2 separate regions of the Homo sapiens genome follow, and region 2 is linked to region 1. A link is a contact called in ENCODE Hi-C data. All regions are on one chromosome and are shown on one strand. The core of a region is the stretch at or near the end of the contact, and the rest is flanking DNA. Distances in the headings are between cores, read along the strand shown.

What was found. A loop is a pair of places that touch in the nucleus more often than their neighbours do.
Region 2: a map of heart left ventricle shows a loop between it and region 1 (6-fold over the local background). The contact joins the promoter of AP1M1 here to the promoter of NOTCH3 in region 1. A Hi-C loop is called at or near these places in 1 of 168 maps with a recorded cell type or tissue (heart left ventricle).

What each region holds. Positions count from the first base shown.
Region 1 is chr19:15,198,452-15,203,934 of GRCh38, reverse strand. It overlaps NOTCH3 (notch receptor 3), which reads left to right and starts at 2,940. Exons shown (of 33, transcript NM_000435.3): 1 at 2,940-3,147. The coding sequence starts at 3,030. RefSeq lists enhancers at 2,056-2,555, 2,556-3,057 and a silencer at 3,644-3,870.
Region 2 is chr19:16,195,318-16,200,800 of GRCh38, reverse strand. It overlaps AP1M1 (adaptor related protein complex 1 subunit mu 1), which reads right to left and starts at 2,890. Exons shown (of 12, transcript NM_032493.4): 1 at 2,733-2,890. The coding sequence starts at 2,774. RefSeq lists a silencer at 2,507-2,746.

The DNA of each region.
Region 1 (5,483 bases), core at 1,691-4,190:
ACTCCAGCCTGGGCCACAGACCGAGACTTGGTCTTAAGAAAAAAAGAGTCCGGAAGTGGTGGCTCATGCCTGTAATCCCAGCACTTTGGGAGGCTGAGGCAGGTGGATCACCTGAGGTCGGGAGTTGGAGACCAGCCTGACCAACATGGAGAAACTCTGTCTCTACTAAAAACACAAAATTAGCCACACATGGTGGCACATGCCTGTAATCCCAGTTACTCGGGAAGCTGAGGCAGGAGAATCACTTGAACCCAGGAGGCAGAGGTTGTGGTGAGCCGAGATTGCGCCATTATACTCCAGCCGGGGCAACAAGAGCAAAACTCCATCTCAAAAAAAAAAAAAAAAAAAAAAAAAATTGGCCCGGCGTGGTGGCTCATGCCTGTAATCCCAGCACTTTGGGAGGCAGAGGAGGGTAGATCACCTGAGTTCAAGAGTTTGAGACTAGCCTAGCCTACATAGTGAAACCCTGTCTCTACTAAAAATACAAAGCCAGGCATGGTGGTGTGTGCCTGTAATCCCAGCTACTTGGGAGGCTGAGGCAGGAGAATCAGTTGAACCCGGGAGGCAGAGGTTGCAGTGAGCCGAGGTCGCGCGCCACTGCACTCCAGTCTGGGTGACAGAGGGACTTTGTCTAAAAAAAAAAATTGTCTGAAGATTTCTGGGATACCCATGTGACTATCTCCTACCAGAATGGTTCTCCCATGCTCAGCCATACCTGCCTTGTAGGTGACCCCCTCAAACCCAGCATCTCTCCTCCACCCAACCCATTCCTTCTTCCAGCATCCTTATCACCAAGCCAGATACCAAGGAGTAAGCATGGCTCCTTTCTCCTCTTAACCTCTGGCCTGTACACGTTCCCTTCCAACTCTGTCCCTTCCTGTTGGCATGGGCCAGTCCCTCTGCTGGGATGACTTCCCTCCAGCTCAACTTTCAGGGCCAAGCCCCACTGGACGTCCTCTTGGACGCCCTCCAGGGTGCACCCCCAGTCCATAGAACAGAGTGTGATACAGGGCTGGAGCCTTAGCCATACTTGTTGAATACATGAATGAACAAATAAATAACCCTCCCAGGCAAAGTCCTCACCCACCACCCGTGTACCCCAGGCCCTTCCCAGATTCCATGCCTTTCTCTGGCCCAGCCCTGAGCCCTCCACACTGGGTGTGTGTGCGTCTAGCTTTTTCTTCCCCAGACTGGAAGTTCCTCCAGGGCTGGGCTCCAGGCCTCTCAGGGTCCCCATTCTTTCCACAGGAACAGAGGGAGCTGCAGGAAGCCTGTGCAGCATGACTGATTTGGGAAAAGGCAATTGATCAAGGCTGGGCGTGGTGGCTCACGCCTGTAATCCCAGCACTTTGGGAGGCTGAGGCGGGCGGATCACTTGAAGTCAGGAGTTCGAGACCAGCCTGGCCAACATGGCAAAACCCAGTCTCTACTAAAAAAATAGAAGCTGGGCGCGGTGGCTCACGCCTGTAATCCCAACACTTTGGGAGGCTGAGGCAGGCAGATCACGAGGTCAGGAGATCGAGACCATCCTGGCTGACACGGTGAAACCCCGTCTCTACTAAAAATACAAAAAAAAAATTAGCAGAGCATGGTGCCAGTTGCCTGTAGTCCCAGCTACTCGGACGGCTGAGGCAGGAGAATGGTGTGAACCCAGGAGGCGGAACTTGCAGTGAGCGGAGATCATGCCACTGCACTTCAGCCTGGGCAACAGAGCGAGACTCCGTCTCAAAAACAAACAAACAAGTAAACAAAAACCCAGAAAAAATTAGCCACGTATGGTGGCGCACACCTCTAATCCCAGCTACTTGGCAGATTGTGGGGGTGGGGGCTGAGGAAGGAGAATCGCTTGAACCTGGGAGGTAGAGCTTGCAGTGAGCCAAGATAGGGACACTGCACTCCAGCCTGGGTGACAGAGCGACACGCTGTCTCAAAAAAAAAAAAAAAAAGAAAAGAGAATTAATCAAATTGAGCCAGATAGGCTGAGGCCCAAAGCTGTGTGGGGTATGGGGGTGGGACTAGGGGGCTGGGGTGACCCTTTGAGAGTCACAGAGGAAGTGGGTTGCTTTCTGGGAGGGCTGAGAGCAAGAAGAGTTTGTGTGTGCATGTGTGAACACACACACATGCATGTGACTCCTAGTACGTGTCTGAGGTCTGAGGCTGCAAATGTAGTCCTAGGCTCCTGGCCTGGCTGAGTGAGTTTTAGCGGTTTTTTGTTTGTTTGTTTTGTTTGAGACAGGGTCTTACTCTGTTGCCCAGGCTGGAGCGCAGTGGTACGATTTCGGCTAAGTGCAACCTCAGCCTCCTGGGTTGAAGCGATTTTCCTGCTTCAGCCTCTCGAATAGCTGGGACTACAGGCGTGCGCCACCACGCTCAGCTAATTTTTGTATTTTCAGTAGAGTCCGGGTTTCACCATGTTGGCCAGGCTGGTCTCCAACTCTTGACCTCAAGTGATCCATCCACCTCTGCCTCTCAAAGTGCTGGGATTACAGGCCGGAGCCACCGCGCCCGGTCCGACTTTTAGGTTTGTGAATGTTTTAGATCAGAGTCCTGGGGAAGCTTGGTGCATGGGCTTGCATTTGTGCGTCCGTGGCTGTGGGTCCATGAGCCTCTCAGGACGTGACTGGCCTCAGTTTCCAGAGTTTCTGGGAGGCTGTGTTTTTTGTCCCGGCTCCAGAGGTGTCCGGCTCTGGGTGTGTACTGGGGGATGGGGATGGGGTGCGTGGGCGTTCACGAGGTTGGGTGTGCCCGCCACTCCGGGTTCTGCCCGCGTCTCACTGCATGCTCGGCCTGGGTTTCCGAGGGTCCGCGCGTCCCAGGCTGTGCGGGTGGAGGGTGGGCAGGGACCCCGGGAGGCCGGGCGGGGGGCGGGGGCGCGCTGGGCCGGCCCCGGGGCGGGGCGAGCCTTCGAGGGCTGGGGGCGGGGCGGCCCGGCCGCCTCACTTCGGCGAAGTTGGCGGCGCGGAGGCTGGCCCGGGACGCGCCCGGAGCCCAGGGAAGGAGGGAGGAGGGGAGGGTCGCGGCCGGCCGCCATGGGGCCGGGGGCCCGTGGCCGCCGCCGCCGCCGTCGCCCGATGTCGCCGCCACCGCCACCGCCACCCGTGCGGGCGCTGCCCCTGCTGCTGCTGCTAGCGGGGCCGGGGGCTGCAGGTGAGGGGCCGGGACCTGGCGGATGGGACGAGGGCGGCAGAGGGGGAGTGCAAGAACCCCCAAGGCCGGGGCTGGCGGGGGTTCATGGGAGGCAGGAACCAGGGTCGGGGAAGGGGCGCAGGAGCCCCGGGCTTCATGCCAGTCCTGGAGGACCCAGAGATTCAGAATGGGGAGGACCCCAGAGGCCCAAGGAACAGGGACCCTTGAGCGATTAGAGCTGAAGATGAAGGGACCCAGGAGTCCGAGACTGGGAGCTCGAGGTGCGGGGATCAGGGACTCGAGGTGGGGGGGTGCGTACAGAGTTCGGGACTCGTCCCCATCCAACTCACGCCTGGAGTCCTGGGTAGGTTATGATTGGGGGCCCAGGTACTTCTAGGCCGGGGACCTCTCGCACAAAAGCCCCCCCACCCCGCCCCCGACACCCCGGGCGGGCTGGGCCAGGCGGGGGGTGGGGAGGGGGCGCGAAGTTCTGGGAGCTCTGAACTCGGAGAAAACTTCCCAGGCCGGCGCGCAGCAAGACCCGGAGCCGGATTCCGAGCCGGAGCCTCGGCGGCGCGCGCGCCCCCTCCCCCGCCCGCAGCCCGCCTCTCTCCTCTGGCCGCGGGGACCCGGAGGCCCTGGGACCCCGCCCCTGCGCGGGGAGGGGAAGGGGCGAGGGCCCACGTGCTCCCCTTCGGCTCCAGCGCCCCCTCCCCGCGGCCAGAGCCCCTCCCCAGCCGGCCAGGGGCCCCCGCCCCTCCTCCTCTCCTCCCTCCCCTCCCCCGCTCGGGACAATGGCCGCGCCGTCTAGACACCCCCTCCCTCCGGCCGGCCTCGCGCTTTCTTTGCCAGACAAAGCGGGACCCGCGGCTGGGCCGGGGAGGGGGCTGCGGGGGCACCCCCCTCACCGCTACGGGAGGCCTGGTGGGCGGGGGAGGGGCGCGGGCCAAGGCCCCTGGCCAGGGGTCCCAGACGCCAGTGTGGGGCTTGGCGCTGGGCGGGGTGGGGGTTTCGGGAGTGAACGGCCTCCCCAGCCCAGCCCCGGGGCCCGGACGGGGCAGGACCAGGCAGGAGCCGCCGCCTCCGCCGGACCAGCGGCGCACACACATGGCCTGTGACACACTCGCTGGCACACATAGCTCTAGGTCACGTAACAGAGATGCAAACCTGCACACACACAGCACACTCGCAGACTTGCACACCTGGCTCAGGAAAGACACACCCAGCTGCACGCACACAGCTCACACATTGACATACATACACACACAAATATGATCACACAGGTGTGGCACACACGCTGCCTGCACACACTCAGACAGCACATAGATGAAGACTCAAGGACATGCTTACACCCAGCTCACACATGCAGATGGACAGACACAGCCAACCCATACACAGACACAGCGGTGCACACACAGGTCACACCAACACACAGCTGTACACCCATTTACACGGTTCACATACACAGACGCACAACAGACACAACCTGCATACAGACAGCACACACATCTGTGCATTCCCGTATGGGTGTGCAGCTCATACACACACGGGCACACCCACGCTGACATGCATGTACAGATAGACTCACATGTAGCTGCAACTGAGACACAATAGATGCATGCCCAAATCCACATACAGACACACAAGCCCGTGCACGCACACACATGTGGCTCACATTGCCTACAGCTCAGGGTGGCCCATAGCCCATGTTATGGGACCCACAGTGTGAGTTCACGAACACCCACAGGTCCTGGTGTGGGTGATGGTGTCCAGTCGGCTTGTCCTGTGAGGAAGGGGCATATACTATGTAGGCCCATGCTCAGGTTCAGCTCGACAGATTCTGTAACTCACCCTCTTGTTTTCTATTTCTTTCTGTCCTTCTCTCTCTCTTTTTTTTTTTTGAGACAGTCTCACTCTGTTGCCAGGCTGGCATGCAGTGGCGCAATCTCGGGTCACTGCAACCTCCGCTTCCCAGGTTCAAGCGATTCTCCTGCCTCAGCCTCCCGAGTAGCTGGGACTACAGGCGTGCGCCACCACACCCAGCTAATTTTTTTTTGGAGATGGAGTTTGGCTCTTGTTGCCCAGGGTGGAGTGCAATGGCGTGATCTCGGCTCACTGGAACCTCTGGCTCCTGGGTTCAAGCGATTCTCCTGCCTCAGCCTCCTGAGTAGCTAGGATTACAGGCACCTGCTACCATGCCCAGCTAAGTTTTATATTTTTAGAACAGACTGGGTTTCACTGTGTTGGCCAGGCTGGTCTCGAACTCCTGACCTCAGGTGATCCACCAGCCTCGGCCTCCCAAAGTGTTGGGATTAGAGGCGTGAGCCACCATGCCTGGCCGCTTTCTATTTCTTTCT
Region 2 (5,483 bases), core at 1,641-4,140, 1.0 Mb before region 1:
CCTCCTGGAAGCGGAAGGGAGCACTGAAGAGGAGGTGGTTAGTGGTGTCAGAAGCTGCTGAGAAGCCAGTTAGATAAAGCGGAGAAGCTTCCTACTAGGACAGCTTCCTCCCAGCCCAGTGTGGCCACGCTGGTGTCCTCGGTGACCAGACACGTGGCCATGAATTTCTCAGTGTGCTTTATTGTTGATTAAATGCAGTCGGCTCACGAGGCTGACTTTGGAAACAGGAGGTCCGTGGGTCGTGGAATAAGAAAGGGCATCATGGTTGCAGAGGAAGGGAAGGAAGCCCACGGCTGCCTTGGGGAGCTTTCTGAAAGGCAGGTCTGATCATGCCTCTCTGGGCTACGGTCTCCTCACGGTGGCTCCTGGTTGGAACTGAAGTGGTCCCCTTGGTCCCTCTCTCCCATCTCAGCATTAGCCAGGACTTCTGGCTTGGCAGCCCCAGCAGGCTGCCCCTTGCAACACCTCTTTTCCACATGATCGTGCCTTCCAAACCTACTTCCAGCGTCGCCCTCTTCAGGGAGCCTTTCATAACCACCTCCCCCTTCCACTGGCTAAAGATGAGGTTGAGCAACTGCAGGACTTGGGACCTTGTTCCTGCCCCTGTGGCTGCCTGGATCCAACTGTGTGGTAATGTCTCTGCTTCTAGGTGACTCCCCTGCTAGACCGAGAGGCCTGGGAGAGCTAACATGGACCATGGGTGGTGCTGAGCCTGTCTCATGCATCTGCTCAGCAAATCTGCACAATAACTCCATAAAAGCCTCTTTTGACCAGTGAGGAAAGTGAGGCTCAGACAGGAGAAGGTGCCTGTCCCAGGTCACACAGCTGAGCAGCAGGGATGGGTTTTGAGCTCACCCCTAACACCACAGCCATGGCGCCAATGGACACCCTATGCCCGGCATAGGGCAGGGTGCATGCTAGGTGCTCATGAAATGTTTGCTGAAGGAATAAGCAAGCCAAGACAGGCAGCCCACTGGCACCTCTGGGGAGGCAGTGGCCAGGGTGGAAGCAAGACTCATTCCACCAGGACTCATTCCACCGCACCACCCAGCCCCTGGCGTGCTCTAAGACGGGTGTCTTCCCTCCTTCCAAGAAGGCGGGGGAGGGAAGCCCAGCACTGGGTCTCACCAGTTGTTGACTTTGGGTGGCTTCCAGAGCAGGCACCCACTCAAGGGACTTCAGGAAAGTGCTGGGGGTGGGGTGGGGCGGGAAGGGGCAGCCATTTCACCTCTTCACTCTCAGCTGCTTTAGGGCTCACCCCTGCCCGCCTCACCTAGGACCTGACACCCATGTTTGTTTCTCTCACTGATCAATGTTGGGCTTCACATTGTTGGACCGGTTCTTGTTGCTTCCACATGCAACAGGCCAGGCAGCCACCTGCCTTGCACCTGGGATGGACTTAGGAGAAGGCAGAGGACCATTTCTAAAAGGTGGGGACAATCCCTTCTTAAAGTTTTCTCAGATCCTCTGGGGAAGATGCCTGGGTTCTAGTTTATGTCCAGCTCCCTGGTGTCTCTGGTCCATTTGTCACCCCTCCTCAGGGAAACCCTCTCTCATCCTCGGGCTGAGGCTGACTGTCTGTATAACACACTCGCCCCTCAACACCACTGCAATTGACATTTATTTGTGTTTTTGGAGATGGGTATCCATCTCCCCTACCAGCCTGTGAACACCGTAAGAACACAGATTGTTGAGCCCTGGCACATGACTCACACCTGTAATCCCAGCACTTTGGGAGGCTAAGACAGGTGGATCACTCGAGGTCAAGAGTTCGAGACCAGCCTGGTCAACATGGTGAAACCCTGCCTCTACTAAAAATACAAAATTTAGCTCGGCGTAGTGGCAGGTGCCTGTAATCCCAGCTACTTGGGAGGCTGAGGCAGGAAAATTGCTTGAACCCGGGAGGCGGAGGTTGCAGTGAGTGGAGATTGCACCACTACACTCCAGACTGGACGACTGAGCATGACACTATCTCAAAAACAAAACAAAAAAAAAGGGACTGTTTTTTGCTAAACACAAATCGACCCCAGGCTTAGTACCCTGCCCGGCATTAGTAGGTGCTCCCCAGATATCAGCTGAATAAACGAATGATTCTGGATCGGACTCCTAGACTTGCTACTTCTCTGTGACCATTGTGACCTTGGTCAGGTTGCTTCACCTCTCCATGCCTCAGTTTCTCCCTCTATAAAACGGCACTCGTGATCACCACTCACCTCACCTAATCCTTGTAACTCACTATCACAATGAACGTGGAGAAATTCCTACTGAGAGAAAGTGCACGATAAACAGAAGCTGTAACGCCCTGAGAAGGCGGGACTGGCTCGAGAGCACCCAGTCCCCGCCACGCCTCGCCACCCCCGGCCAAGGGTCGCGCAGCCCCTGGACGCCCTGCCTGGCTCCGAGGCCGGCTGCGGCCCCGCTTCTGGGTCCTCCACCGAGGCCCGAGCCCCCGGCCCCGGCGCCGGGGAGCAGAGGGCGGTGCAGTCAGTTACCTGGCAACGCGGTGGCTGCAGCCCACCGCGTTACGTAGCAACAGGGCGGGGATTACCCACTTAAGACCCCCGCCCGGTTACCCAGAAACAGGATGGGGCTCTCAGGTGAGGTCTACCGGCCTCTCTGCCTCACACCAGGATGGGGCTCATAAGCCGGTTACCTAGCAACAGGGTGGGTCCCCGCGGGCGGAGGCCCCTGCCGGTTGCCTGGCAACAGGGAGGGTGGGGAGCCCTCAGTACCTTGCCCTTCAGGTCCAGCACGTAGACGGCGCTGGCGGACATGATGGCTGCAGGAGGCCTCGGCAGCGGCCGAGGGCGGTGGCGGCGGCAGCGACGGTGGGGACTGCTGGGCGTTGAGCAAGGCCGGGCGCCGCCCGCGACAGCTCACCTCCACTTCCGGTTCGGGGAGCCGCGCGGGGACCGTTATGTCCGGTCCGGGAGGTGCTGTCAGGAATGCGCAGGCGCAGGACGGACTGTGCGCAGGCGCATTACGTCGTATGTAACCATGTTTCTTGCTCCCGCCAGAAGCATCCCGGAAGTAAGGCCCGGTGGGGCGGGGCCGACCAAATCAGGGCACCCAGTGGCCGCTGCCAGGCTGAGCTATGGAGCCAGAGCAGCTGGAAACGGCCTCCCGTGGGCCGAGTTAGGCGAGAGAGCCTGGTGGTGAAACCGACCTGGGGCCCAGCCCTATGGAGCTCACAGTCTGGTGGGGAAGTCTATGAAACAAGTGTACAGTCACCAATTGTGATAAGCTCAAAAGAGAGAGGTAAGGTCGTGGTTACTTGGAAAGAGGTCAAACAAACTTTCTGAATGGCAATCAAACCTTATCAACAGTCACCACCTGTCATTGTCAACATTTATCAATGAATGAGTGTGCCTGTTTATTGCCTGGAATGTTATGAAAACCAGCCTCACTGAACCTTGACCCAACATACCGTGTTTCATTTCTGCAAAGTTAGTAATCAGTAATGCAACTGGTGGCCCTTGATTAATCCATTGAGTCATATTTAATTTGCTTTTATGAACTCTTGGGCTTTGGAGAAATGCCTGCATTCTGTTCCAGTTAGCCATCATAGTACCCTGGGGATCCCAACCCTGCAATACCAGAGTGATTTACCCAGGATGCCTGCCTCTCACATCTTTTATTTTCTGTCTTATCTCCGTTTTGGCGTTTGGAAAGATGATTTTTGCAACTCGGTAATTATATAGTGTTTTGCTTAGGAAAGAAATGTGACCGAAACTCTAGAGAAGCAAACTAGAATGTTTGAAGACTGCTAAGTGACTCCTGGGCTGGAAGGATTCTTGCTCAAGGCACAGAGCAAGCAGCCAAGAGAGGGTTTTTGTTGTTTGCTTTTTTTTTTTTTTTTTTTTTTGAGATGGAGTCTCACTCTGTCACCCAGGCTGGAGTGCAATGGCATGATCTCGGCTCACTGCAACCTCTGCCTCCTGGGTTCAAGTGATTCTCTTGTGTGTCAGCCTCTCAAGTGGCTGGGATTACAGGCATGTGCCACCACACCTAGCTAATTTTTGTATTTTTAGTAGAGACGTGGTTTCACCATGTTGGCCAGGCTTGTCTCAAACTCCTGACCTCACGTGATCCACCCACCTCGGCCTCCCAAAGTGCTGGGATTACAAGGGTTAAGTTAAATATTAAAAGATAAGAGAGCCAGTGCCCTTATACAAAGGCTGGGATGTAACAAAAGCCCACCCAGAGTTGTGCCTAGGCCTTTCCTGGGCCTTGAAGCATGACAAGATAATGAAGGAATTCTTAACAGGACCCTTTTAGGATTAAACAAGCTTTATTGGCGGTCTGAAGAAACTCCTCAGGCCTCCACAAACAAGTTTATTGGGGTTTGAAGGAACTCCCCCAAACCTCCATGATTTAGCAGGAGATAAGATAAGGGTAATCACCCCAGCACCTGGACCCACTTAGATTAAGTAAATTTACTGAGGCTCCAGAGGAAGGTCTTCAGGACTCAGATCTTAGTTATGGGTTAAAAGACTATAACTTACTTACGTCTTTAGATGAATGCACACCTACACGTAGACATATAGCTTAGAAGGTATATGAGCTCTGGAAGACTTTGTAATTTTGGGTTGGTCTGGTGATATTTTCCAGGCCTTCTCCCTGTAACCAGTTACAGAAATAAAAACTCTCTTCCTCCCTAGTTCATCTGTGTCTCATTATTGGGCTGTGAGATATAGAAGCCCAACCCTCAGTTTGGTCTGGGAATAGGTTAGGAGTGGGGGTCTCAAAAGCCCCCCCAATACAACACACACAATAAGAACCACTGAGGCCTGAAAGCCATGTATAGAGATTTTGTTTTAATTGGTCTGGGCCAGGGTTTGGTTATTGGGATTTTTCTTTTTTTTAATTTTTTTTTTGAGACAGAGTCTCACTCTGTCACCAGGCTGGCATGCAGTGACACGATCTCGGCTCACTGCAACCTCTGCCTTCCAGGTTCAAGTGATTCTCCTGCCTCAGCCTCCCAAGTAGCTGGAACTATAGGTGCCTGCCACCATGCCCAGCTAATTTTTGTATTTTTAGTAGAGACGGGGTTTCACCATGTTGGCTAGGATGGTCTTGATCTCTTGACCTTGTGATCCGCCCGCCCCACCTCCCAAAGTGCTGGGATTACAGGTGTGAGTCACCGCGCCTGGCCTTCTTTTCCTTTCTTTTTTTTTTTTTTTGAGGCACGGTCTTATCCTGTCACCAGGCTGGAGTGCACTGGTGCAATCTCGGCTCACTGCAACCTTCACCTCCTTGGCTCAGCTGGGACTACAGATGCACACCATCAAGGCCAGCTAATTCTGGTTTTTTGTTTTTTTTTTTGAAACAGGGTCTCGCTCTGTCACCCAGGCCGGAGTGCAGTGGTGCAATCTCAGCAGCTCATTGCAACTTCTGCCTCCTGGGTTCAAGCGATCCTCCAACCTTAGCCTCCTGAGTAGCTGGGACTACAGATGTGTGCCACCAGGCCCAGATCAGTTTTT